Linked DNA regions of Homo sapiens: region 2 is linked to region 1. Evidence: chromatin loops called from intact Hi-C (ENCODE). Cell type or tissue: mammary epithelial cell. All regions are shown on one strand.

Region 1 (2,500 bases):
CCCCCACCACAGGTAAGAGCCCTCCCTCACCTGTGAGTGTGATGTTGACTCCACCCAGCCCGACCTGCAGCCCAATATCAGCGCTGATCCACTCAGAACTGAAGGCCTTGTATGATGTGTTGGTGCTGACCTGGCCCACAGACCACTCAGAACTGAAATTCACAGCTGTGGTTGGGGAGTTGGACATATGGGAACTCAGAGATGACTGGGCATTACTAGGTTAGAGTCAGAAGGAGAAATACAAGGGGTCCATGTCTGTTTTGGTCATAACTGGATACCCGTTAACTAGCCAGGGTCTGGCTCATGGTAAGTCTGCCAACCACATGTGTGGGATTTCCCTTGGCCATATTCTGTTTACCTCTTCCCTCCCTTTCTCCCTGCTTTAGGGAGAGTCACTCAGGGAGCTGGGAAGGAAACATGAACCAAAACCATGCCAGGCAAGGCAAACGCAGATAGCTTCAACAAAAACTTTCTTTGAGACGGAGTCTTGCTCTGTCTCCCAGGCTGGAGTGCAGTGGCACCATCTTGGTTCACTGCAACCTCCGCCTCCCGGGTTCAAGCAATTCTCCTGCCTCGGCCTCCCGAGTAGCTGGGATTACAGGTGTCTGCCATCATGCCCAGCTAATTTTTTGTATTTTTAGTAGAGATGGGGTTTCCCCCATGTTGGTCAGGCTGATCTCGAACTCCTGATCTCAGGTGATCTACCCACCTCAGCCTCCCAAAGTGCTGGGATTCCAGGCATGAGCCACTGTGCCCGGCCTCACGGAGACTTTCATCTCTCCTATTTGCCTCATCACCAAACTAAAGCAAACAGCTGTTTCCCATTTCCTCCCTTCCTTTCTGGGGCCCTCTCCCCACAGACATTCATTTTGACCTCCTTTCCCCCGAATAAAAGTGTTAGGAAGGTTGAGGAGATGCATCCAGCTTGTTTTCCAGGGTGACACCTCTCCAGGCAAGGGTAAGAGTGGGGAGATAAGGCCATGGTGAGAGAAGCATATGGGCAGGGTCTGGAAGCCACCCTGAAGCAAGGGCCCACCGCTGTGGGGAAACAAGGAGAGGAGATGCAGGCTGCTGAGGGAGTTGAAGGGATGGAGGCAGCAGCCCAAGTCAGCTGCACTTCGCACTCACCCAGGATTGCAGCCCCGATGAATAAGCTGGTCACCACCCGAAGCAGCCAGAACAGCCTCTGAGTCACAAGGTAGGTGGGTTAAGTAAAGAGTGCCTTCCTTCCACATCTACCCTTCCTGTTTCCAGACTTGGGGGAGGGGCGGGAATTCTAAAGCTGAGATCACTTGGTCAATTGAAATCAGAGTGTCTGGCACATAATAAGTGCTTATGTATTTATGTATGCATTTATTTATTTATTAGAGACAGGATCTCACTCTCTTGCCCAGGCTGGAGGGCAGTGATGCGATCTTATATCACTGCAGCCACTCAAGTGATCCTCCCACCTCAGCCTCCCAAGTAGCTGCAACTACAGATGCACACCATGATGCCCAGCTATTTTTTTTTTTTAAGAGATGAGGTCTATACTATAAACCCAGGCTGGCCTCGAACTCCTGGGCTCAAGCAATCCTCCCACTTCAGCCTCCCAAAGTTCTGGGATTGCAGGCATGAGCCACCATGCCCCACCAGCGCTCAATAGTGAACTGCTGAATCAATGAATGGGGAGCTTTCTGCCTGGGGTCGTGGCTATCTTTTCTCCGCACTGGGGTCTCCTTCCTTAGCCTGGTTGTAGTCAGAGACTCTGAACCCCTCAGCCTGAGGCTGAGGTCTCTCTGGGCTGGGGTCTCCAGGACTGGGTTTCTCACCGTCTTTCCCCGAATGCCAGGCAGGATGACGATGAACGTGGCCAGTGCAGTCAGAAAGATCATGATGATGCTGGCCAAAGTGGTGTCCATCGGGAAGGTTGGCTTGGGGCCAGCATAGAAGGGGAATGTGTGTCCCAAAGTAGCCATCTTGGTGAGGTGGTGCAGGGGGGGCAATGCTGTACAACAACAATAGACATTTATTGCATGCCCTCAATGTACCTGGCACTGTTTTTAGTGCTGGAGATACAGCACAGAATGAGCCAGACTAGGTTCCTCTTCTCTGGAGCTCACATTTTGTGCATCATCAGACTCTGCTATTACCACCGTTCCACTGCCCCTCAGCCATCCATCTCCCCATCTTTTAGGTGACAGAATGAGGGTCTTTGCCATCAGTCTCTGTTGCCCCATTCTCCTCTCTTAACCTCCAGGTTCCATAAGTCAGTGCTACCACCACCCTGGGGGCTTCTCTGTTTCTTCTGGGACTGTCTCAAGAAATAAAATTCTCTTCTCTCTCCTTCAGGCCCCTAGCACAGATAGATCACAGAACATAAAAGGAGCTATATTATCAGGTGAAGGCATAAGGTGAAAGATGGTACAGATTACAAAAAGATTGGCTTTCTTCCTCAGTCCCCAAAGGAACAAAGGCCAGGCAGCTCTCTGCTAAGTATATAATCCAGCCACATCATCAG
Region 2 (2,500 bases), 270 kb after region 1:
AAACCCTAATCGCTATTATTTTTAGAAGCAAAAGGCCCTGTGTCTGCTTAGAAACAACTCTTGTTGTCACAGATATTTTCCCTTGCAGCTCTGCCCTAAGAAAACTGTAGATACTGCTCTGGGAGAAAACCTCCCACAGCCACCTGGCTCCTCTCATGTCCATACACGCTGTGATCTGGCAGAACAGGGAGATTAGCGTGGGAAGACACTTCTGCCTATCTCTCTGTTGTGCACTTTGCCCAGTTCTCAGTCTGTGCTTGCTATTTCGCTCCTGTCTGTCTCGCTTGTTGCTGGTAGGGAATTTTCCAGAATTATCATTCCCAGCAAAAGGCACTTCTCTAGCTGGGCCCTGGGAATTGAAGAAGTAACATTAGCCAGTTTTCTGCATCCCTCTCGAATATTCTTACTTGTCTTGGGCAACATCCCAGGAGGAAGCACTCATCTCCTCCACTTATGGTCATTTAAGTGACAAAACGTCCTCCATAGTCACGTTCTCCCTGCTAAAGAAAGGTCTGTTCAAATAGAATTATTCAGAATTTGCAAGCTTAGAATCAAAGTAGGGTCCAATATTGAACTTTTGCTTAGGAACTCTAAATTACTGTTTACCATGCTATTCAGAATTTAAAAGCAAAACTGAATACGAAGACCATATAAGACTATATATTGCAAAGGCTAAACTAGAAATATTCAGCTATAAGATGGAAATGGAATGACCTGTGAGGCATGAGGTTTTTATGAAGGCTTGATTTAGTAATGACAGACTATGTCAGCCAACACACTGCCTTTTCTGGAAAGTTATGTTGTTCATGTGACAGCAATTAAATCATTTCAGGGGACAGATTTCAGACATTCCCAAGAGAATGCATCTGCAACTTGAGATACTTGTGCTTTTCTGGCACAATTCTGTAGCAACCAAATTTCTGACTCTGCAGCCAATTTAGCACTGGGAAAATCCAGTAATTCCCAGATATTTACAAACAGCCAATGAAGATAAATGTTTACTAGTATAGGACTAATCCCTCATTGACTCTGATTAGATCAAACAGTACTATTTCATGGTATTCCTGTTTTTTTTTTTTTATGTCCAAACCTTCTGTAACATCTCCAGAAGAATGAAGCAACTTCTTCCTGTGTACCACAGCACACCTTGTTAATACTTTTTTTAGAGCACTTATACATGGCTGTAACAGCTTGTTTACATATCTCTTTCGCCAGACCTCTGGAGAGCAAGGGCTACAGCTCCTGTTGTACTTAGCACAGTGATTATCACTTAATAAATGTTTGTGGAATCAATTGCCTAGTCAAAGTTTTATTTTTTCCCTTGGAATTTGTACCTCACTTTAAAACAATATTTACAATGTTTGAGAGAGGCATATTTACAGAATTTTAAAACTAAGAGGGATCTTATTTTATAGTTGGGATAACCTCATGGCCCAAGGCTAAATGATTCATCCAAATTCACCACACTCTGCTGAGATAAATTCTCAGTGCAATTCTTTTTTCAAGAGTTAAGTGAACTTTTGGAAAACAGACTTTGATTTTATACTCTGGGAATTCAAATCTGAAAACCTTAAACTTCCAAGTCTAGCAAAATGGTGCTATAGGTCTCAAGAAGGGCTTTAAGTGTGATTATATTAATTTTTAAAAAATTAAAGACAGAATCTTGCTATGTTGCCCAGGCTGGTCTTGAACTCCTGGGCTCAAGTGCTCCTCCTGCCTCAGTCAGCCCCCCAGAGTGCTGAGATTACAGGCGTGAGGTACTATACCAGACTGATTAAGTGTGGATATCTTAAGTAGGTATTCTGCACAAGTCAGCCTTCTAAACTTGTGGAAGTCTGTCTGTACTTTAATATGTTAAAATAATTTTCATGAGTTTGTGGGAAATTTTGTTTTCTATCTGTTTTTGGATTTACAGAAAAGTTACAAAGATAGTACAGAGTTCCTGTACACCCATCGCCCTGTTTTGGTTTACCCTGTTATTGTCTTCCACAGCTAAGATACATTTGCTAAAACTAAGCTACCAACACTGTAAATCATTATTAACTAAACTCCAGACTTTACTTGGATCTTACCAGTTTTTCCACTAACATTCTTTTTCTGTTCCAATATCCAATCCAGGATACCACACTATATTTCGTTGTAATGTCTTCTGTGATTGCCTCTGCTCTCTGACAGTATCTTAGTCTTTCTTTGGTTTTTCAGGACTTCGTCAGTTTTGAGGAAAACTAATCAGATATTTTGTAGTCTATGCTTTGAACTGGGTTTATGTATTTCTCATGATTGGACTGGCATTATGGAGTTCTGGAAAGAATACTACCGAGATGATGTGCCCTTTTCATCGTATCGTATCAGGTAGTATGTAATATTCTCATATCACTGATGGTATTAACCCTGTCATTTGCTTAAGGTAGTGTCTGCCGGGTTTTTCCTCTGTAAAGTTGGTTGGTGTTTTTTCCTTTTCATACTTTATTCTTTGGAATTGAGTCTCCGAGACCAACTC

The links. A loop is a pair of places that touch in the nucleus more often than their neighbours do. Peaks named below come from ENCODE experiments on the same cell type or tissue, not always from the same donor. Only the 100,000 strongest peaks of a DNase experiment are listed, where the experiment ranks them.
Region 2: it touches region 1 in a loop (6-fold over the local background); 9 of 110 quality-filtered maps call a loop at or near these places.

What each region holds. Positions count from the first base shown.
Region 1 is chr15:45,121,057-45,123,556 of GRCh38, forward strand. It overlaps DUOXA1 (dual oxidase maturation factor 1), which reads right to left. Exons shown (of 9, transcript NM_001276266.2): 4 at 1,812-1,987; 5 at 1,129-1,186; 6 at 31-165. The coding sequence starts at 1,958. Among named protein-coding and RNA genes, the nearest start is that of DUOXA1, 7.6 kb to the right of the region's middle. In mammary epithelial cell, no CTCF peak of the experiment used is centred here; a DNase peak (open chromatin) is centred at 1,185.
Region 2 is chr15:45,386,380-45,388,879 of GRCh38, forward strand. It overlaps a transcript of GATM not described here. Among named protein-coding and RNA genes, the nearest start is that of GATM, 9.1 kb to the left of the region's middle. In mammary epithelial cell, no CTCF peak of the experiment used is centred here; no DNase peak of the experiment used is centred here.